Regions from separate parts of the Homo sapiens genome. Here regions 1, 2, 3, 4, 5 and 7 are each linked to region 6. Evidence: chromatin contacts called from ENCODE Hi-C or POLR2A ChIA-PET data. All regions are on one chromosome and are shown on one strand. Each heading gives the region's core, a stretch centred on a gene start or an enhancer-like site at or near the end of the contact. The rest is flanking DNA. Distances are from core to core; before and after follow the strand shown. Region 1 has its middle 76 kb from the start of MIR4522. Region 2 holds the start of PIGS (phosphatidylinositol glycan anchor biosynthesis class S). Region 3 holds the start of RPL23A (ribosomal protein L23a). Region 4 holds the start of LINC03146 (long intergenic non-protein coding RNA 3146). Region 5 holds the start of PHF12 (PHD finger protein 12). Region 6 holds the start of NLK (nemo like kinase). Region 7 overlaps LINC03146 (long intergenic non-protein coding RNA 3146).

The links. A loop is a pair of places that touch in the nucleus more often than their neighbours do. ChIA-PET counts read pairs that join two places held with the same protein, here RNA polymerase II (POLR2A). Pooled maps may share reads with other maps.
Region 1: a loop to region 6 is called in a pooled map, with 7 times the contacts of the local background. The contact joins the enhancer-like site here to the promoter of NLK in region 6. A Hi-C loop is called at or near these places in 3 of 37 single-sample maps with no recorded cell type and 4 of 50 pooled maps. POLR2A ChIA-PET finds 5 or more read pairs at or near these places in 1 of 52 experiments (activated T-cell).
Region 2: a pooled map shows a loop between it and region 6 (11-fold over the local background). The contact joins the promoter of PIGS here to the promoter of NLK in region 6. A Hi-C loop is called at or near these places in 10 of 50 pooled maps. POLR2A ChIA-PET finds 5 or more read pairs at or near these places in 2 of 52 experiments (PC-9 and activated naive CD4-positive, alpha-beta T cell).
Region 3: a loop to region 6 is called in a pooled map, with 11 times the contacts of the local background. The contact joins the promoter of RPL23A here to the promoter of NLK in region 6. A Hi-C loop is called at or near these places in 2 of 37 single-sample maps with no recorded cell type and 10 of 50 pooled maps. POLR2A ChIA-PET finds 5 or more read pairs at or near these places in 2 of 52 experiments (H1 and WTC11).
Region 4: a loop to region 6 is called in a pooled map, with 7 times the contacts of the local background. The contact joins the promoter of LINC03146 here to the promoter of NLK in region 6. A Hi-C loop is called at or near these places in 1 of 168 maps with a recorded cell type or tissue (CD14-positive monocyte), 3 of 37 single-sample maps with no recorded cell type and 8 of 50 pooled maps. POLR2A ChIA-PET finds 5 or more read pairs at or near these places in 1 of 52 experiments (MCF 10A).
Region 5: a map of naive thymus-derived CD4-positive, alpha-beta T cell shows a loop between it and region 6 (14-fold over the local background). The contact joins the promoter of PHF12 here to the promoter of NLK in region 6. A Hi-C loop is called at or near these places in 1 of 168 maps with a recorded cell type or tissue (naive thymus-derived CD4-positive, alpha-beta T cell), 1 of 37 single-sample maps with no recorded cell type and 12 of 50 pooled maps.
Region 7: a loop to region 6 is called in a map of CD14-positive monocyte, with 7 times the contacts of the local background. The contact joins the enhancer-like site here to the promoter of NLK in region 6. A Hi-C loop is called at or near these places in 1 of 168 maps with a recorded cell type or tissue (CD14-positive monocyte) and 6 of 50 pooled maps.

The regions. Positions count from the first base shown.
Region 1 is chr17:27,216,284-27,219,067 of GRCh38, reverse strand. No RefSeq gene overlaps it. Among named protein-coding and RNA genes, the nearest start is that of MIR4522, 76 kb to the left of the region's middle. RefSeq lists an enhancer at 1,038-1,387. Within about 2 kb of position 1,332, at least 5 of the 41 ENCODE cell types and tissues checked have a DNase peak (open chromatin) inside an H3K27ac peak, as active enhancers do.
Region 2 is chr17:28,569,827-28,572,871 of GRCh38, reverse strand. PIGS (phosphatidylinositol glycan anchor biosynthesis class S) reads left to right here and starts at 1,348. Exons shown (of 12, transcript NM_033198.4): 1 at 1,348-1,409; 2 at 1,684-1,823; 3 at 1,909-2,020. The coding sequence starts at 1,376. RefSeq lists enhancers at 968-1,017, 1,708-1,827 and a silencer at 1,808-2,004.
Region 3 is chr17:28,718,694-28,721,806 of GRCh38, reverse strand. RPL23A (ribosomal protein L23a) reads right to left here and starts at 1,822. Exons shown (of 5, transcript NM_000984.6): 1 at 1,777-1,822; 2 at 917-1,100. The coding sequence starts at 1,801. It overlaps SNORD42B (small nucleolar RNA, C/D box 42B), which reads right to left and starts at 1,257; the gene lies at 1,191-1,257. RefSeq lists enhancers at 1,108-1,267, 1,608-1,827, 2,258-2,307, 1,964-2,565, 2,566-3,113.
Region 4 is chr17:27,331,142-27,334,230 of GRCh38, reverse strand. It overlaps LINC03146 (long intergenic non-protein coding RNA 3146), which reads right to left and starts at 1,736. Exons shown (of 3, transcript XR_007065677.1): 1 at 804-1,736. RefSeq lists an enhancer at 1,136-1,685.
Region 5 is chr17:28,950,161-28,952,860 of GRCh38, reverse strand. It overlaps PHF12 (PHD finger protein 12), which reads left to right and starts at 1,343. Exons shown (of 15, transcript NM_001033561.2): 1 at 1,343-1,966; 2 at 2,615-2,700. The coding sequence starts at 1,901. LOC105371716 (a long non-coding RNA gene) reads right to left here and starts at 1,259. Exons shown (of 5, transcript XR_001752822.2): 1 at 1-1,259. RefSeq lists enhancers at 219-840, 542-951, 1,052-1,101 and a silencer at 1,272-1,541.
Region 6 is chr17:28,041,081-28,044,156 of GRCh38, reverse strand. It overlaps NLK (nemo like kinase), which reads right to left and starts at 1,480. Exons shown (of 11, transcript NM_016231.5): 1 at 826-1,480. The coding sequence starts at 1,283. LOC105371709 (a long non-coding RNA gene) reads left to right here and starts at 2,437. Exons shown (of 3, transcript XR_934637.4): 1 at 2,437-2,560; 2 at 2,753-2,931. It overlaps LOC102724517 (a long non-coding RNA gene), which reads right to left and starts at 819. Exons shown (of 2, transcript XR_001752820.2): 1 at 1-819. RefSeq lists silencers at 2,093-2,322, 2,343-2,572 and an enhancer at 2,740-3,034.
Region 7 is chr17:27,347,674-27,350,449 of GRCh38, reverse strand. The region is part of intron 2 of LINC03146 (long intergenic non-protein coding RNA 3146); the gene reads right to left. LOC124903959 (a long non-coding RNA gene) reads right to left here. Exons shown (of 2, transcript XR_007065679.1): 2 at 1,959-2,105. LOC124903958 (a long non-coding RNA gene) reads left to right here. Exons shown (of 2, transcript XR_007065678.1): 2 at 1-84. Among named protein-coding and RNA genes, the nearest start is that of LINC03146, 17 kb to the right of the region's middle. RefSeq lists a silencer at 845-1,554. Within about 2 kb of position 1,254, at least 28 of the 41 ENCODE cell types and tissues checked have a DNase peak (open chromatin) inside an H3K27ac peak, as active enhancers do; they include CD14-positive monocyte, where a contact is called at or near this core.

The sequences.
Region 1 (2,784 bases), core at 83-2,582, 820 kb after region 6:
AAGCATTCTACAATGACACTCTCATGTGCATAATTCTGAGAGAGAGCTTCCATTAGAGTGTGCTCAAGAACCTGCAGGAAAGCGTTTCAGAAAAGTGCCAGTGTCACTTTAAGGAGCCACTCTGAGGGGAGATAAACCCAAGGATCATGGGCTGTTGCCAAATCTGTGGTGTCTTCTAACCTTGTGTGTCTTTTTGAGCTTGGTCATGTTTTGCAGAGAGCCATGGAGACCTGTAGTGTAGGTGTCTTATAGACATTTTCAAGTTTTTATGAGGCTTAATAAAAACTTGAAAATGCCTGCAACTATTTTATAGTTGTTTTAATTTATAAAAGCTTCCCAGCTGATGTTACATGCAGCCTGGACACTGCTCTAGTGTCCCTGACAAGTGAATATCTTTGATAAAAGTGTAAAGGAATTAGTAGAGTACCTTTGATAAAGTGCAAAGGACTCTTTGCTTCTTTCTGTTTCACACACATACATAGACACACACACACACACATATTTGATATGTATACATATAGAAGAAACAGAAAGAAACAAAGAGAGCTCAGTGAGGACATTGGGAGCAGGCTTTTGGATGGGATGGTGTGCTTCATCCAATGGAGCCCCCAGTTGGGCCCTGCTTCTACTTCCAGCTCCAAGCACTCCACACAGGGAGGCCTGAAGCAGCCACTGGCTCCCCTCCACCTCCTAGACCAAAGCAGCCTCCATCTGGCCTCAAAACATGGAGCTGTTGCTGCCCCCAGCCACAGCTGGCCCAGTTGCACTCATGCCACCCATTTGGCCTTCACATGATTGAGGCAGAAGATAAACACAGATGGGGCAGGTGAGCAGCAGGAAGTGTGCTGAATTTCCATCGAGGCAGGAAGTGCCCGTGCTGCACTATTTGAAGACAGTTTATCTAAAAACAATAAAAAAAATTCTTCTCCACTGGATCTGGATCCCCCTCTGGTGGAGATGGTTCTCCCCAACTGGGAGCCTGGGCGTTTTCATGAGTGGGCCACTTTCTTCAGGTGCAGGAGGCTGCAGGCTCCTCAAAGGGCGCATCTCCAAGGTGGGTCAGAAAATGCCACCTTCTAAAATAAAAATGAAAATGAATCACGTGCTTAAACTATGCTAAATGATGACTTGTAATCATGCTTCTGGGGTTTCTCTAGTATCAGCAAGGGGACTAAAATGTGACATAAATTGCAATTCAGGGATTGTGGTAGGCCTGAGTTAATGCACACCTGTTGTGGTGGACATTTGTCAATGTTTGTGGCAGCCTAGCATCTATGCCTTCCCTCTATCTGGGGGAAATTCCCACTGCGTCAGTCACAGCAAGCTACGCCTCCCTCTAGGGAAGTAGGAAGGTCTAGAGACTAACCTCTTCCCCAACACGCTTTTAGTTAGCACAAAGGCAAATGAAGGGCTGGCCAATCAGATGCTGTCACCCTAGACTTTATATTTGGAATAAATGTGTGGTGTGAGGCAAAGATGAATGGAAAGTTAGAATCCATGTGCACTGGAAGGATTTGGCCAAGGCATCCTGGTAGGATTGTTCCTGCTCAAAGATGATTATCTTGTATTCTGCTTCTTGGGCCTCTGTATCTTTTTTTTTTTTTTTTTTTTTTGCCCATATAGTTACCTTTCTGTGTGTACATGTGTGCATGTGCGTGAAGGCAAATTTAAAATATACAGTACATTTTTATTAGTCATAGTCACTATACTGTACACCCTGTCCCTATCTTCATTTTTATAATCTGTTTGTTGCTTCTTATAAATTCAAAGTGGCCTTGTAATCTCTTTTCTGTTTACAATAATCAGAGTTGTTTTCTGCTGCTTGCAACCAATAATTGACTATATACACATGTTTGGAAGGCATAGTATAATGCTGATTTTCAGGTGCTATAGGGATACCAAGATGAATACAGTCTGGAATGCACTATACACAGTGCATGAGAATACAGGCTCCATAGTGAGACAGGCTTGAGTTCAAGTCTTGTCTCTGCCACTCACTAGCTGGGTGACCTTTCACCTGTTCCTTTATCATGACTGAGTTTCATTTCCTCATCTGTAAAAGAGAACTACTAAATTTAAAAATTAACTGTGAGGGGCTGGGTGCGGTGACTCATGCCTGTAATCCCAGCACTTTGGGAAGCTGAGGTGGGCAGATTGCTGGAGTCCAGGAATTTGAGACCAGCCAGGGCAACATGGCAAAACCCCATCTCTACAAAAAATTAGCCAGATGTGGTGGTGTGCACCTGTAGTCCTAGCTACCTGGAAGTCCGAGGTGGGAGGATCACCTGAGCCTGGGAGTTCCAGGAGGCAGTGAGCTGAGATCACACCACTGCACTCCAGCCTGGGTGACAGAGTGAGACCCTGTCTCAAAAAACAAAAAAAATTAGCTGGGTATGATGGCTCAGGCCTACAGTCCTGCTTGGGTGGGGTGTGGGTTGAGGCCGGATGATCACTTGAGCCCAGGAGTTTGAGGCTGCAATGTGCTGTGATTGTGGCAATGCCCTCCAGCCTAGGTGACAGAATGAGACTGTCTCTAAAAACAAACCAAAAAGCAAAAATAAATTAAAAATAAACAGGGACACTACTCACATGATTGTTATAAGGATTAATGAGATGACAGTTGTAAAGGGCTCAGCACAGTGCCTGGTTTGGATAAGTACATGAAAAGTGTTGGCTCTGATGATGATGATAATGATTTTCTTTTTCTCTTTGATGATGATTCTTAACTGCAAGGAATTTATGATCTTGTAGGTCTGGCTCACATTCACTAGTTCTTCTCAAACT
Region 2 (3,045 bases), core at 99-2,598, 530 kb before region 6:
GTGGCACTGGGCTGCAGCTACAGAAGTATGGAGTGAGGCCAAACTGGCAACTCCTGAAGGCAGATTTGTGCAAGGCTCAAAGCAGGGAGGCAGCAAGACAGGCTGGGATAAGAGTGGGTGGGAGTCTCTCCCATCTCGCAGTGTTAAGCCCAGCTGGGACCTGGTACCTTCCACTAGGGTGAGCCACACCAGTAAGGGCAAGCGAGCACCTGGACTCCCGCCCAAAGAGGAAAACCAAGGCTCTGCGGGCTGCCAGGGCTGAGCAGGGCATCTAGGAGGTTGCCAAGGGCTATGGCCCATTTTCATTTGGGGTAGAAGTGGGCACAAAGGGAGCCAATTGGAGGGTCTGGGTAAGGACAGCTCTGGTGAGGCCTGATGCTGAACTTTAACCACTGGGCTGGGTTGTGAGGTAGGCTGAGAACCTGGGTCTAAGCAGATAAAAAGAAGAGATAACAAGCTGCGTGTGTTCTGTGTCAACTGGGGAGGCTACAAATGCTCCACCCTGTGTGGCCTGACTTTATAATAACAAAAATAGCTTGCACATAGCACCAACCCTGTTCTAATCACTTTATATGTACTGACACATTTCATACAACTCTATAAAGTAGGTACTATTACTATCATCCCTATTTTAATAGAGAAAACAGGCACAGATAGGCACAGAACGATCTTCTCACGATCACTCACCTAATAAGTGATGAAGCCAGGATTTGAACCGCAGTGATCAGCATCTAGAGTCTGGGCTCATGACTTTTCAAGATTTTTAAGTGAAGTATTCTGAGTTTTCCAAGTTGGAAATGAATTAAAACGTATTTTAAAATAGCGAGAGAGCCAATTGTGCTAAAACATACTAGCTTGCTACCTCCGTGTTTGAGGCTTTGAGGAGAGGGCACCCTAAGAGGAGTTCTACGATAAGGATAATAAGACCGTGACAGTTGACGTTGAGGGCTTTCCGTGTGCCAGGCTCCTTACAAGAACGGCCTCATTTATGTAAATATCTCCATTTTCAGATGAGCCTCGGAGCTGCCTGTAGTTGCCCAGCTAGTATTTAAGGACTGCAGAGGTTGCGCTCTTGATTGCGGGGCTAGAAGTGTGTTCTACAGGGAAGCGGGGAACTTCGTTCCAGCAGCGCCGAAACCCGCACGGCCCCTAGGCTGTCCCTCCGCGCCCGGGTGACTTCCTTTCAGATCCCCAGCGAAGCTCCCAGCGGAGCCCTCCCACCCCTCGCCCGCTTGCTCCCGTCTGCGGGTCTGGAGTAGCGCTCGCGATTGGCCCCGATCACCGCCGCGGTCCTGCCCCCTCGTTGCAGAGATTCCGATTGGGTGAGGCTCACGAAGCTCTGCCCCCACGGTGGCCGGAGCAGCCGGAAGCTAGCATGGCGGCCGCCGGGGCTGCGGCTACACACCTAGGTGCGGTGGGCTTCGGGTGGGGGGCCTGCAGCTAGCTGATGGCAAGGGAGGAATAGCAGGGGTGGGGATTGTGGTGTGCGAGAGGTCCCGCGGACGGGGGGCTCGGGGGTCTCTTCAGACGAGATTCCCTTCAGGCTTGGGCCGGGTCCCTTCGCACGGAGATCCCAATGAACGCGGGCCCCTGGAGGCCGGTGGTTGGGGCTTCTCCGCGTCGGGGATGGGGCCGGTACCCTAGCCCGTTTCCAGCGCCTCAGTCGGTTCCCCATGCCCTCAGAGGTGGCCCGGGGCAAGCGCGCCGCCCTCTTCTTCGCTGCGGTGGCCATCGTGCTGGGGCTACCGCTCTGGTGGAAGACCACGGAGACCTACCGGGCCTCGTTGCCTTACTCCCAGATCAGTGGCCTGAATGCCCTTCAGGTGAGACTGCTGTGCGGGAGGGTCGGGGGACAGCCCCCCCGGCAAGGTGGAGACTCAGTGACGGCCCTGATGCTCCTTCCTGTAGCTCCGCCTCATGGTGCCTGTCACTGTCGTGTTTACGCGGGAGTCAGTGCCCCTGGACGACCAGGAGAAGCTGCCCTTCACCGTTGTGCATGAAAGAGAGATTCCTCTGAAATGTGAGTTACTGGGGATCAGGGCTGCTTTTCGCCTCTGAGCTCAGTTCAGAGCTGAGTTGGGTGGGAGGAGCGGGGGTGTACCATAAACGCAGTTAAAAACTTACTGTTGAAAGACCTCTGAATGAACAGTGTGTTTGGTCAGAAAAAAACTACTTTCAAATTCACAGTCACTAAATAGCAATTTTACTCGTAAGACAGGCTACCTAATCGGAAGCAGTTGATGCCCATCAGGGTATAGGGGAAGAGGTGGGATATAGTGGAAAGAACACAGAGTTTGAAATTAAATTGGATTTGCATATAGGCCCTATTTAGTTTGTTTGTTTATTTATTTATTATATTTTGAGACGGAGCTTCGCTCTGTCGCCCAGGCTGGAGTGCAGTGGCGCCATCTTGGCTCACTGCAACCTCTGCCTCCTGGGTTCAAGCGATTCTTCTGCACCAGCCACCCGAGTAGCTGGGATTACAGGCGCGCGACACTACGCCCAGCTAATTTTTGTATTTTTAGTAGAGACGGGGTTATGCCATGTTGGCCATGCTGCTCTCGAACTCCTGACTTCAGGTGATCCGCATGCCTCAGCCTCCCAAAGTGTTGGGATTACAGGCGTGAGCCACCGCGCCCAGCCCCTATTCAGTTTAACATTAAACACTTTACTGGGGTACTTTTTTTTAGGTACCAAGAATTTAGGAATGAATAAGAAATTGATAATGGTTTCAAGATGTTCATAGGTAGGGGAGAAAGATAAAATAAATTACAGTAGAAGTATACAAGAAACAGAGATTGCACTTAGTAAAGAGTATTAACCATCTGGGAGGAAAGAAAGGCAGAGAAAGTTTTGAGAGATGTAATTCTTAAGTCGGATTTTTAAAGGATGTGTAGGAATTCAGGTTAAGTGGGAAAAGGAGGGAGAGAATTTCAGGCAAAGTTAATAGCATGAGACAGTATAAGGATAGCTGATAGTTGTTGCTCGCTGTGTGCCAGAAACTAGGTGAAGCATTTTATATGTGTTGCCTCATTTAATCCTTTC
Region 3 (3,113 bases), core at 573-3,072, 680 kb before region 6:
ATGAACACAATCCACTTTTTCTGTTAAGAAAGAGTAGAAGCAGCAAAAACCCATTGGTACTAACTACTACCATGGCTCTACTCAAATCTGTGCTCCCTAAAAAGTCAGTTATTACCGATAGCTCAAATACTCAAGTGCCCAACCTTCTGCCCATTCCCCCCCAACTGTTCCTTGAGCAGTATGAAAATTCGGGAAAATGAATGGAAAGAAGCTTCTATACACCGCAGCAGGCCATAACTGCCAAATACAGATAATGGAATCCCCACTATCAATCAAGAATCAATCCACGTTCTCACCCTCAAGGATTGTTCCCGATAGCAGTAGGAGCTATGAGCAAGGAATCTCTGTATTCTACTTTATACTCCCCCCAAAATAAGTTTTCAAACCGTGACCACATGTGAAGCAATAATTAACCTAACAAATTTTGAGAGACTCAGGGTTTTTTTTTTTTTGAGACAGAGTTTCACTCTTATTGCCCAGGCTGGAATGCAATGGTACGATCTCCGCTCACCGCAACCTCCACCTCCCGGGTTCAAGCGATTCTCCTGCCTCAGCCTCCCGCGAGTAGCTGGGATTACAGACATGCGCCACCATGCCCGGCGAATTTTCTATTTTTAATAGACGCGGGGTTTCTCCATGTCACTCAGGCTGGTCTCGAACCCCTGACCTCAAGTGATCCGCCCCCCCTCGGCCTCCCAAAGTGCTGGGATTACAGACGTGAGCCACCGCGCCCGGCCTCTGGGCTGATCCTGCCAGTTTTGTAAATGCAGCAGAAACAATCTCCTCATACTTCCAATTAGAGAAGCACACTGGACACAATTTGCGTTTGAGAAACCATCACGCAGAGTGAGTGAATTTCCAAATTACCAATGGAGAATACCCAAATCTTTTCATGGGTACAGGGGGCAGTACTGACTTGTTTCTCCTGGGAGCGCTCTTCCGAGGATATTTGGGCTGTCTCCGGAGTCGCAGTGTCTTCGGCCGCCGGAAGGTGGGTGACGTGCGGATCTTCTTCTTTTTGTGGCTGTGGACACCTTTCAACACTGCCTTCTTGGCCTTTAAAGCCTTCGCTTTGGCTTCAGCTTTAGGAGGGGCAGGAGCTGGGAGAAAAGGAAAGAAAACGTGGGTGCGGGATTTAGAAATCGGTCACTTCCGGCCCCAAGAACTGCAGTGGGCCACCCTGGCCACAGGTGCATCAGTGGTTCCTTTGAAGACATCACAAGTGTCAGGAGATTAAAACTTTTCCATCATATGCACGATACCAGAGGCGAAAGCGACCAACTCTAAGTAACTCCAGGGATACGACTATGAAACAAAGTAGCACTGAATGAACGCTTGATACTTTCCAGAAAATGTCCTACGAATTTTACACATACCCCATCGCAAAACCACGCTGCGGAGAGAGGGGCGGGTAATGTAGCCCGGTTGAACATGAACCAGAAGGAAAATGGTTAAAGCTGAGGGCACTAATTCCTTACAGGCCCGGGGACATGGAGCTCCAACCAGTGGATGCATGTAGCTTCCCAGAACCGAATGTCTGGCCCTCCCTGGCGGATGATGCCTGCCGCGTTGCCCCCCCCCAACTCCCTCTACCGGAACTCAGCCCACGAGGCTGGGCCCACGCGGCCCACGTATACTGCAGCGTGTCCGAAACGCAGGGAGCAGCCCCGGAGCAGAGCCCTCAGGGCTTAGCCCAGCAGCCGTGTTCCCAATTCGTTCGCTCTGCGGCGCGGCAATCCCCGGTAAACCAGCTGCGGCCCCATCACCAACACACACCTTCCTTCTTCGCTTTCGGCGCCATCTTGTGAAAAGGGTCTCCAATGCTCGTTCCCACGGGCTTATAGCGCCAAAGAGCACTAAAGACTCGCGATGCTTTGTACTTAGAGCTGATTGGGTAATTTGCAGAGCGGCGCCCTCTGGGAACGGTAGTTAGGTTTAATTTCTTTTTCGTGCGTGAACAAACATGCGCCACTCCTCCCCTCAAAGGCACTAAAGCTTCATGGGGGTTGTAGTTTTTTGTTTTTTGTTTTTTGTTTTTTTTTTGAGCGCTCTGTCGCCCAGGCTGGAGTGCAGTGGCGCGATCTCGGCTCACTGTAAGCTCCGCCTCCCGGGTTTACGCCATTCTCCTGCCTCAGCCACCAGAGTAGCTGGGACTACAGGCGCGTGCCACCATGGGGATTGTAGTTTTTTGAAGACACGCGTTTATTTGCTCAGGCCAGCGGACGGCGTAGCCGGCTGGCGCTCGGGTCTGGTCCCGGGAGCTTCCTATCTTGAGCAACTGCCAGTCTCAGGGAAGAGGATTGCCATGCCAGGAGGCAGGAACGCTGCCAAGAGGAAAGAACACATTTGGATTGACTCGGGAGTTAGATACAGCTAAGTTCTAGAGTGCTGGAGCAGGATTTGCTCGGTCGAACTGAGGTCCAGAGAGGAATGTGGTTTATCAATAACACAGTGATTTGGTGGCAGAAAAAAATCAAGTCAGGGCCGGGCGCGGTGACTCACGCCTGTAATCCCAGCACTTTGTGAGGCCGAGGTGGACGAATTGCTTCGAGCCCAGGAGTTCGAGACCACCCTGGGCAACACGGCGAAACCCTGTCTCTACAAAAGAATACAAAAATTAGCCGGGCGTGGTGGTGCGTGCCTGTAGTCCCAGTTCCTTGGGAGGCTGAGGTGGGAGGATCGCTTCAGCCCTGGAGGTCGAGGCTGCAATGAGCCATTCCAGCCTGGGTGGCAGAGTGAGACCCTGTCTCAAAATAAATAAATAAATAAATAAATAAATAATCGAGTCACGAGGGGGAAGTGTCAGAGGAAGTACAAGGCGGCCACACCTGCCCCTCTTTACCTGCGACACTGATACTGTCAAGTTTTACTGCGTTTCCTGATAATGCATTTGAAGTTCTATGAAAATTCCACACATTTCTCCAAGATTCGCTAGTTTTTCCGGTTAGTAACTTCACTCACAATCCCCTGCCCTAAACTAGTCTTCCCTTCCGTGTCCTGGTCATCTTTACATCCTCAAATTCAGCTCCAGACACAGAGAAAGGTTTCTTAACACTCAGGTTCGCTTCTCCTAAGGTGTGTGCCTAACCCATCCCCACTTGATCCTTTCTTCT
Region 4 (3,089 bases), core at 487-2,986, 710 kb after region 6:
ACAAACAAACAAACAAACAAGAGAGAAAGCCTGAATAATGACATATGAAAAGTTGACTATTCAGAAAAAAATAAGTTTAGATCTTTATCTTCCAGTTTATATCAAAATTAGTCCCAGGTGGGTTTAAAAGCCAAATGAAGGAGTAAGAGGAAATGGAGGAAGGGAAGGGGGGAAGAGGAGCAGAAAAGAAAAAATATAGATCTGAAATGTCTGTGTGATACTCAGATGGGAGCAGTTTTACAATTAAAAAAAAACAAAAGGGAGAAAGAATAAAGGAAAACATCAAGGCCGGGAGTAGTGGCTCAAGCCTGTAATCCCAGCACTTTGGGAGGCCCAAGGCAGGCAGGTTGCTTGAGCCCAGGAGTTCAAGACCAGCCTGGGCAACATAGCGAGACCTCCTCTCTACAAAAGATACAAAAATTAGCCGGGCGTAGTGGTGTGCACCTGTGGTTCCAGCTACTAGGGAGGCTAAGGTGGGAGGATGGCTTGAGCCGGGAGGCGGAGACTGCAGGGAGCCAAGATCACGCCACTGTACTCCAGCCTGGGTGACAGAGTGAGGCGCTGACTCAAAAATAAAAAACTAAAGAAAGAAAAAGAAAAACATCAAAAGGTCATCCCACATCAAAATGTCGTGTGGTGTATCAAATATCACCAAAAACAAAATCAGAAGGTAAAATTCTAAGCTTAGAAAAATATTTGCAACACATTCGACAGAACTGACATTTTTAAAGTGCTTCTGTACGTCAACAAGAGAAAAAATAGAAAATAGAAAAGCAGACCAAGGATATGAATAGGCAACTCACAAAAGGAGAAAGTCAGATGTTCACAACTATTTTTAAAATGCAGCAGACACGTGGTCTTGGAGACGCAACAAGCAGGGCCGCGGACCAGGCGTTAGGTAGGAAAGGCATTCACCCCTTCTCCAGCTGCGGGGCGGGGCCCCGGGTCCCTCTCTGGAGGGGCCTCCAGGGAGCGGAGCTCTGGGATGCCGTTTCCCCGGGGCGTCTGGGAGGGGCTGGAGAAACAAGCATTTCCTAGGGCTGAGCCCACTTGCCCTCTAGGGGGTGACGATTTCTCTCCCAGTCTTCCCCCCGACTTGGCTGGACTCCGAGGGGAGGGCGCTGGCGCTTCCAATGGCACAGCAGCTCGTGGGGAGCTCGGGCGCTGCCTCTCGGGCGGCTTCCCCAGCCCTCCTGACTCGCGGCCACCGGAGGGCGGTGCTGTCCAGGAGACGCCGGAGCTGGGCGCTCACAAAGGCCCCTTTCTCCTCCACCGAAGATGAGTCATAGCCCAGGCGGGGTCGGAAGGGCAGCCGCTCCAAGGCGACTGCAGAGCCGCGACTGCAGAGCCACGCCTCCGAGTCACCCTGGACGCCTGCGCCGGCCGCGTCTGCTTCTCCTTGGCTTGGCAGGCCACAGGGAAAACTGGGTCAGGCCGGTGGCCTAGTTCGCTGGTTCACAGCGTGAACGCCGGCAGTAGGTGACTAGGAAGGGCATCTCCACTTACTGTCTGGCTCATTCACGTGACAAATATCTGAAGAGCCCCGTGACTGACAGCCAGTTGCTAGTGCACTCCCAAGGCCCGGGTCACCTGAGTTTAGAATGTGTCATCTCAATACCCTGGGGGCTGGGCCTGCCTGGGCAGGTCGCCAAATCACTGGTCTTGTCACATCTCAGGTTCAGTTGCCCACATTGCAAAACATCCCCTGGCCCCCTGGCATTGGATTCCCTTGTGATCTAACCCTGCCCCACCCCTCTGACTGGCTCCCACCAGGTGGCCTTCACTTTGGTCCCCACCCCTGCCTGGCAATCCCCCTCCCCACATCCTGCTCCTGTGAGCCCAGGCCTGTCCTATGGCGGCCTGCAGTGACCTTCCACACCCACCCGAGCCCATTCAGTCTCCTCTCTGCTTCTGACTCTGCCCTAGGATGTCTGAGGATGTCATTTGTTTTTCCCTCCAAAATTCTTTTTGCTAATAAGAAGGACACTTTTGACACCCGGTCCAAAGGTGTAAGCTCCTGGGCCTCAGTGGAGCCAGAAGCAGCCTGTATAGGCCTGGTCTGCTCAGCTGGACAGGAGGAGATCTGGTAGGGATGGACCACTCCAGAGGAGAGGAGGTCAGCCATGGGCCTGAGCAGCATGAAGACCTCATGTGCCAGGAGGGAGGTCAGCAAGGGTGTGAGACCAAGGAGGGCACTGAGTCCAGAGTGCAGTAGCCCTTCCTCTTCTTTCTTTTCTTTTCTCTCTTTTTTTTTTTTCAGATGGAGTCTCACTCTGTAGCTTAGGCTGGAGTGCAGTGGCACAATCTTGGCTCACTGCAGCCTCCACCTCCCAGGTTCAAGCGATCCTCCTGCCTCAGCCTCCTAAGTAGGTGGAACTACAGATGCACACCACCAAGCCTTGCTAATTTTTGTATTTTTAGTAGAGATGGGGTTTCACCATGTTGACCAGGCTGGTCTCGAACTCCCAGCCTCAAGTGATCTGCCCTCTTTAGCCTCCCAAAGTGAACCACCAGGCCTGGCTCCTCTCCTTTTTTCTTTCCTTCCTCTTCTTTCCCTGCCCTCCCTTGTGGTTGCAGCCAAGGAGCTGGGCTGCAGCTGGCCCTCCCTCATGCTGAGTTTTGCTAACATAGTGCCTTCTTGTTCTCTCCCCCTCCCACCTTCCTGCCACCCCATGTGCCATTTCCCAGTGACTCTGGAGCTTCTGAGATGCCTCTGCCTGCATTATGGGTGGGCACACTGAGGCTCAGAAGAGCCAATGACTTGCCAGGAAGCACAGCCATTGGCAGGAGTGGGCAGAGTGGCAGAGGGATCAACTCTGTCTCACCCCAACTTGTGAGGACATGCCCAGAACACATGGGAAAGCAGGTGCACTGTGCTTTGCTGGGATGACAGCGTTCATAGACTTGAAGGCATCAATTTGACTTCAGCATTTAAAAAAATTTGTAATGTTTGCTGCAGAATATCCAAACAATAGAGATGTGTATAAAATAGAACCCAAACAAAAGTCCAATTCTCCCCCAACTCACTTCTCACTGTTGTAAACCAAAAATAATGGACCCCTCCTCTTGGCCAAAGGCATTCCAGGGTT
Region 5 (2,700 bases), core at 94-2,593, 910 kb before region 6:
CCCTGTGCATCTGGAAAAGAGGGGATTAAATCAGATGGTCTCTAAACCCTTGCTAGTTTGACGACTCTGAGAATGCTGTGTCCCTTAACATTAAAAGTGGGCCGAGCACAGCTACGAAGCAACAATTCCAACTAAACCCCTAGTGTCAAGCACAACGATACAATTCTCTTTTCCACTGCTTCATCCACCATCAGGCAGCAATAACCAACCGCCCATCTCTGACGGCAATACCAAGGGGAGGAGCGGGCGCCCTGAAAAGGAGCATGAATCCCCGCCCAGAATGCGAGGCGGGCCCTCAGACTACAAATCCCGGCATGCAGCACTGACGCTCTCAAAAGTATCCCTTCCTGGCCGGCAAATGACTCTTCCCCGGGTCTATCCTACCATAGAGTGCATCGCACGCACATGGAACTACAGTTCCCACAATCCATCAGACCTATCGCGATTCTTGCTCCCAGGATGCAATGCGCCCCCGTTCGCCCTTTAGACCCTTTGGCGTTGCAAACTGGGAGTTGGAGTCCGGGGTACGCAGGTAGCTGGGCGTTGTCAGGATTACAAACTCTCCACTTTAGGCTTCCTCTTGAAGAGCAGATCTCAGGGACAGTGGTGAAGAGAGGGTGGTAACGGGCAGGCGGAACTCTCCAGTGCCACCACCACGCAAGGCAGGGATGCTGAGGATACAATTAACTGATAAAATTATCTGTCAGGAGCGGGAGAGAATTAGGAACCACAGTCATCCCACACGCCTCCAAAAGCGTCATTTTCTGTCTCAAATGGCTTTTCTCTTTACCAATATGGTGGCCTGGTCCAGCCACACCCGATGGTAGAACCAAACGGTCAAGTACAACATCCCTAGGAATACTGCTGTCACCGACAGGCGACCAGCTCCATCCAACACCACACCTTGCTCCTTTCTGTTCATGCCTGAGGACTCCAAGGGCATGATAGCCCATATCCCATTACCAAAATGGCGAAAGGAGCAGCTTTCTTGTGAGGGCCTGCGGAAGGCAATACGCCTGCGCGGGAGGCGTCTGTGTTATGGAGAGGAAGGGGGAGCACCCCCAACACGCCTGCGCAGAACAGAGTCGTCTTAGTTTGCACACAAACACCAATGGATGAACAGTCCCTAGCTTCCTGCGGCTGCGCCTTGACCCCTACAAGCTTTCTCAAGCGCCTGCGCGAGACCTCAGGTCCCGCCCTTTTGTCTCAGTGCGCTGGCGCAGGGCAGAAAGGTGGGGCTTCGGTCCTCCAGACGAATGCCAGCGCGGCTGCGCGCTGGGGGGTACTCCCTCACCGCGGCTGCGCGGGAGCCAGGCCGCCGGCTGTCACTGCGGTTGCGCGCGGCGAGCGCCGATCCCGGGGCGCCTGCGCGGGTGGCTTTGCGGGCGCTCGCGGTAAGTTTGCGCCAAGTGCGCGGCAGCCGGGACGCAGACGGCGGCGGCGGCGAGAGGCGGAGCCCGGGGACCACCCCCCATCACCCTCCCCCCAGTCACCTCACGTACCACAACCTCACGTAACCTCTCACCCCCCCTCCGATACCCCCAGCCCCGGGATGGCAGCGCCCGCCAGCCTTCCCGGCCGGACCGGCTGTCGCCAGTGCCGGCTTTAGCCTGTGGGACTAGGCCCCGCCGAGGCCTGACCCCCGGAGCCGGGACCCACTGTGCAGCCAGCAGCCGGGCCGGGACTGAGGGGCCGCTCCCCCCTCGCGGCCCGTCGGGAGGACGCTGTCGTCCCGGGGACTGGGGGCCGGGGGGTGGGGGGGAGCCAGGGCGAGGAAGTCGGGACCCGTATTGGGAAAAAAGCGGGGCCGGGGTCAGGAGCGCCCCCTCCCCTCACCTCCCCCCTCCCCCCGGGGTTGGGGGGGCCGGAGCAGAGAGCACCCAGCCCGGGAGGTGGATGAATGTGGGAGAAAATGGAGACCAAGACGATCGTGTACGACTTGGACACATCAGGGGGGCTGATGGAGGTAAGAGTGGCCCTCCTCATCTCCTTCCTCCAGCGCCGGGAGGGAACCTCCGCCCTCCGCCCCACAAAGCCAGTCCTAAACTCGAAGCGCCTAGATGGCCGAGGGAGGGGGATTCTTCCTCACCTAGCCTCTCCCTCCCCTCTTTGCAATTTAGGGGGCTGAGCTCAGCCTCCGAGGACGTTTGCAGCAGTTTCACCTACCCGCCGCCCTCGATTCGCTCTCCCGAGGCGCCAGCCCACTCCATCTCGTTGCACCGGCAGGCCTCCCCACCCCCTTCTTGTTGGCCCCTTTGTGCTTCCCCCAGCACGTCCGGGTACCGGGCTTTGGGCCTCTCCCGAGCGGGTCTTTGGAGTCCCCCACTGTCCATACAAGGAAGTGGCAAGAAGGGAACCGCGCACCCTCTTCCCATCCCCCTACCCTTGATCCTCCCCATTTGGAAGAAGCTGTTCTCGTTGTTGTGCTGCAGGAACGCGGTTAGGGTGGGCTCCCCCTGGTTCCGGGGGCTGAGAGATTCTGGGAGCAGCCTGGATGGGAGGAAGAAGGACAAAAGGGGGGAGAGGGGTGGGTGACGGAGAAACCGCGCCGGGGGGGCGACGGACCGCCCGGGAGCTCCGAGTGTGCACACACGCCGTTTGTATGTGTGTGCAGCAAATCCAAGCTCTGCTGGCTCCCCCCAAGACGGACGAGGCAGAAAAGCGCAGTCGGAAGCCTGAGAAGGAGCCCCGGAGAAGCGG
Region 6 (3,076 bases), core at 231-2,730:
AAAATGTTATATTTAAGAAGCCCTTAGGCTTTTACAAATATCCTAGCACTAGCAAAGGTAGGGTCATTTGTTAAAAAAGTATTATTTCCTACTACAGCAACTGACCAACAGATAACAGCAACTTAAGAGGCACTAAATGACACTAAAACATTACACTGAATGTGGGCCACTGCATAGCTAGTCTACTAACCTCATTTGTGGTACTCATGTGTGATGCTATATTTAATGCATTCTTATCAAAAGGCTACAGCTACATACTTCTCAACTGTAGCTTTATGGTTTAAAATAAACCACTCAAGCAATGATCTTAACTGGTTCAACTATGAATCCTATCTTTCTTCTGGAGATCAAGATCACAAAATAAGTGAAAAGACAGAAAGGACAGGAAAGTAGTTATGCAAAGTATATCCTAATGACAAGAGTATTATAAAGGAATTCAGTCTGGATCAGGTGCTAACACTTAATGCCACAGGGCCACTGAATCAAACACACGAGATGACCAAGGTCTTCGTAGGAATTAGTATTGCATACATTCATCTACTGATCCTGTGTTCAGTGGCTTGCTTAGGTTCTAATAGAAAAGTTTGGTAGACAGCACACTTATGTGTGTTGCTCATGAGAAGGCGCTCCACCAAAACTTGCCATGAGCCTAGACAGCCAATGCATTAGGCCTCTTTACCACATAAGTGAGGGTGGCTTCCTACAGTTGGGTTGAGAAGCTTGCTGCACCTTGGTCAACATGGAGACAACCATTAGAGATGGACTCATCCAATGACAACCAACAGAAGAAACCATGAGAGGTTGTGTTTTTCTTTGGATACTCACCAGACAACACCAAAGGCTCCATATCCAATAGGTCTATCCGGCTCAATATCCAGCTGCTGCTGTGGATGATGCGAGTGCTGATGATGGTGCGCCTTAACTGTAGCAGCTGCGGCAGCCTGTACCTGAGCTGGGGCTGCTGCAGCTGGTCCAGGAGCCTGCCCCGGTGCCGGTGATGGGAAATATGGCTGTTGTTGCCCAGGGTTTAACATGGCTGCAGCTGCAGCCGCTGCTGCGGCTGCCGCAGCTGCCGAAGAGGTGTGCTGCTGTACAGGGTGTACAGCGGCAGCCGACCCCGGATGAAGATGGTGTTGAGGGTGGTGGTGGTGGTGCAGGTGAGGAGGAGGGAGGTGTGGAAGGTGGTGGTGATGGTGGTGGTGGTGACCTGCTGCTGCTGCAGATGTACCGCCATTGTAAGCCGCCATCATTTTTGCGTTGGCTCTTGCGCCACAAAGAGACATTCAAAATAAATGCCCTTTGATTGGAAAGCAAACTGGGTCAAGCTGTCATTTGGCCATTTAAAAATGAAGAAAAACCACTCACTCCACCTCAAAAAACATAGAGCTTTATGTCTTCATCAGTCAATCCAAACAAGTTAGAGGATCTTGGTGTTTAATTTTGGGGTGAGCGTGTGTGGAAGGGTGTGGGTTGCCAAAAGGAAAAAAAAGGGAAAAAAGAAAAGAAAAAGGAAAAAAGGACCCCTTCCCCCCAGGATTCCTGCCACAAGTGGGTACTAAAACTCCATTCTTAATTTGGGGGAGGTTCCAACTTTGAATGTGGGAATAAAGGCCAAACCTCCCGACCCCCTGAACTCCACACACGAAAAGGATCAGGTAACACACCACCCTTGGAATCTTGAAAGAGGGTTGACTCATCTACCCCTTCCATTCCCACATCCTTTTCTAAACACCTACCACCTCCTCAAAAACAGGATTAAAAAAAATTCCCACCACCCTAAATGGAGAAGATGGGGGGAAATTTTCTGGGAAACCAGCTTCCAGCTTCCCCCCCCCCGAACTCTCAGGCCTTCCTACATCTCCCCCTACTCCTAGTCAGGTTGACCTGATTGGGGAGGGGGGGCGGGGGTTCCAAACTTTCCTGGGCAGAATAAGCCAGGGAAGGAGGCTGGAGTGAGGAGAGGAGGCGACAGCAGGACAGAGAGGAGAAAGAGAGCCGGGGCAAAAGTGAAGGGAAGGAGGTGCAGGGAGGAATGAAAGATGTGGGCAGCGCTCGGACGCCCAGACGGAGGGAACCGCCCCGGGAGAAGGTTAGGGTCCCGGGGCCAAAGAACAGGAGCCCCGGGAGGCGGGCGGGGTACGGTCGGAAGCGGGCTGACTCCTGCCCCCGCCGCCGGCTGCTTCTGCTGAGGAGGGTTGGGGGGGAGAGCGGGTGGGTCCCCCGCGCAACGGCCCCGCAGGGCTCAAGGCTGCTCCGTCTCCCCCCCTCCCCCCCACCCGGCTTCCGTCCCCGCGGCCGCTTTCTCCTCAGCCGCCGCGGCCGCCTTCTCCTCAGCCGCCGCCTCCTCAGCCGCCGGTTCCGCCGCGGCCGGACTCACCTCCCCTAGCAAAGCCGGATAGAGCGGAGCCAGCGTCGGACACGCGCAACCAGCCGCCGAGGCCCCGCCCCCGCCTTGCACGGACCGGCTGCCCTAGCCAATCCACGCCCACCTGTCCGCCACCGCCTCCAATCCTGGGCCAGGAGCTTCAGACAGGCGCACTGTTCGGCCAGTGGCAACAAGGTGTGGGTCTTCCGGGGAAATCCCGCCCCCGATCCGGGATGGGCAGATAGAAAGACCAATCAAAGGCAGAGTTTGGCTTGACCGACAAGGCTTAAAGCCAATTAAAAAGCAAAGATCTTTGTGACATTTTTCTTTCGCCTCTCTCCTCTTTTCTTCTTCTTCTTTTATTATTTATTTTTTTTTTTTTGGCAGGAGCAGGAAGCTGCGTGGTAATCCCGCCTGCAAAAGCTGGAAGAGAGGGGCGGAACGAAAGAACCAATCATGAGCCAGAGACAAAGAACAGAGTAACCAATCCTTGGGTTGAAAATGAAGTGGGATGGAACCTGGGCCAAATAGACACTTGAAAAAACAAATGGAAAAAAAAGGTTGATGTAAGTCCCACCCTTTAGATCTCCTATAGGACAGGATTGTGGAGAATTTGCTGTCATATCGAGACAACCTCTTCAAGGGGCGGGGCTTAGGGAAGGGGTGGGGTCTTAAAGTGGGCGGGACCTAGACGAAGAAGGCGGAGTCCAA
Region 7 (2,776 bases), core at 5-2,504, 690 kb after region 6:
GATCTGATTCGTTAATTTTAAATGCTCCATAGTTTCCCATTGTTTGAATAAACCTGTTTATTTATTTGTTCCTTTCCTAATGGACTGTTGGTTGTTCCCATTTTCGTTATTACACACAGCACTGCAGTGAAAATTCTTGTATCGATGTGTGGGTGTTTTTTCCTTTTGAGACAGGGTATTGCTCTGCCACCCAGGCTGGAGTGCATTGGCACAATCACAGCTCACTGAAGCCTCAACTTCCTAGGTTCAAGCAATCCTCCCACCTCAGCCTCCCAAGTAGCTGAGACTACAGGCGCATGCCACCACACCCAGCTAAATTTTAAATTTTTTGTAGACAGGGGTCTTGCCATGTTGACCAGGAGGATGGTTTCAAAACTCCTGGGCTCAAGTGATCCACCCGCCTCAGCCTCCCAAATTGCTGGGATTACAGGCATGAGTCACCGCGCCCGGCCTGTTTTGCGAGGCATATGGTTGCTAGATCACAGTGCATGCACATCTTCGGCTTTAACTAGCTATCGCCAAATTCTCCAAAGTTGATCTGAAACCAGTGGAGCGTGTCAGCACTGCCCCTAGCATGCGCACACCAGGCGGGGGTGTGACAGCCCTCGGGCTAGGCCCCAACCCCACTTCGAGATCCGTGCGGGGGCCGGGAGCTAGCAGAGGCCAAGCAATGGGAACAGGCACCTCCAAGCCTGCAAGGACAAGGCGAGCACCTTCCTGGGCCCCCAAAAGTGCAGAGGGGCCCGAGTCCACAGCCCGGACTTGGGCGGCTGCTGCCGCTCCCGGCTCCCGCCTGCTACGTGAAGCGTGATGCCCGAGCCGCACCCCTCGCGGCCTGGGGCGGGGGCGCCTGGTCCTCGCTGGGCCGGGGCCGGGTCTGGGGCAGGGGCGTCCTCTCCACGAGCCTAGCCCCGTGGCCCCGGCGCTCAGGGGCAGCCTGGAGTTCCCCTCGCCCGGCTCGCCGCACGGCCCGGGGCAGGGCGCCTCCGGGAGCGGATCGTGGGCCAGGGCCCAGCCGTCTGTTGTGTCAGGCCCGCGGTCACCCCGATGAGGGGTGGACCCCAGGGACGCTGCCCCGGGCGGCCCTGCGCAGAGCCTCCTCCGGAGGCGCAGGAACTCCGCACCTTTGGTAGGGCAGGCGCCGCCTCTCCCTTACGGCGCTGGGCTTCCGAATGCGGCCCCAGCTTCGCCTCCTCCCAGCGGCCTCCTGGCGGCAGCAGCGGGCAAGAGCGGCGACGCGGGGCCAGGGTCCGGAGGCCCTGATCTGGAGGCACGTCCCGCCCGGCCGCGCGAGGGTGGGGGCGGCGCAGTCGGTTGCCTCGGGGACGCGGGCACAGGGTACCCGCCGCCACTGCTGCTCCAGCAGCCGCTCCTGCCACCGCCGCCCGCGCCCCAGCGCGGCGGACGGCCCGCCGCTGCCATCAGGTTTTGTCACAAAGTGAGTTTAAACCAGGACGGGCGCTGTGGCTCACGCCTGTCATCCCGGCATTTTGGGAGGCCCAGGCGGGTGGATCGCCTGAGGTCAGGAGTTCGAGACCAGCCTGGCCAACATAGCAAAACCCCTTCTCTACTAAAAATACAAAAATTAGCCAGATGTGGTGGAGGTTGCCAGGAGGCTGAGGCAGGAGAATCTCTTGAACCCGGGAGGTAGAGAATGCAGTGAGCCGAGATCCCGCCACTGCACTCCAGCCTGGGTGACACAGCGAGACTCGTCTCAAAAATACATACATACATACATACATACATACATACATACATACATGCATACATACATAAAGGAGTTTAAACCAAATTTAGGGGAGCAAACTTAGTTTTCAGAGTTTTTCTATTTTGGAATTGCAAATAAAAGATTTTAAGCTTCTACCAATTTGTATTCCCACCAGCCGCTTATGACTTCTCATTTCCCCATATCTTTACCAATATGGTGTTATTAGGCTTTTTAATTTTTGCCAATCTGATAAGTGTGAAATGAAGTCTTTATTTTGATTTGAATTCTCATAATTACTAGGGAAGTTGAGCATTTTTCATTTGTTTATGACAATTCCGGTTTCCTCTTCTGTGAATTTCCTGTTTCTCTTGAATTGTTCTTCTTTTATTGATGTATTCTGGACACAAACAAGTTGTACTGAATTGCCAATATCTTGCCTTTTCATATTTATGGTACCTTTCATCATAAAGAAGTTTAAAATTTCAAGGTAGTCAAATTCATCAACATTTTCCTTTATAAAATATGTCCTTCTCATCTTATTTAAGAAACCCACCCCCTTCAAGTTCATGGTTGTATTTGCTTGCAGATTTTTTTTAAGTTTTAAAGTTTGGCTTTTTATATTTAGTTTTAAAAAATATATCCGGAGTCTATCTTTGGGTACGATGTGAGGAAGGAATCTAGTTTTATATTTTGCATCTGTTAGCCAGTTGTTCTGGTATTATGTACAAATTGGTGTCTTATTTTCCCGCTGATGTGTAGTAAAACCACCTCCATCACAGTCCAAGTTCCCATCAATATGTGGCCCACCTCTGGGTCCTCTGTGCAGCCCCATGGTCTCTTTGTCTGTCTTTGCTAATAATAATTCTTTATTATGGTAGGACAAGCCCCTCCCATCTTATTTCTCACTTTCTTCTTCAATAGTGTCCTAGCTAGTCTTGGCCCTTTATTCCTTTATTATATAAATTTTTTAAAAACTTGTTTATTTCCATAGAAAAACTAGTTGGATTTATTTATTTATTTATTTATTTATTTATTTATTTATCTATTTTTGAGACAGAGTCTCCCTCT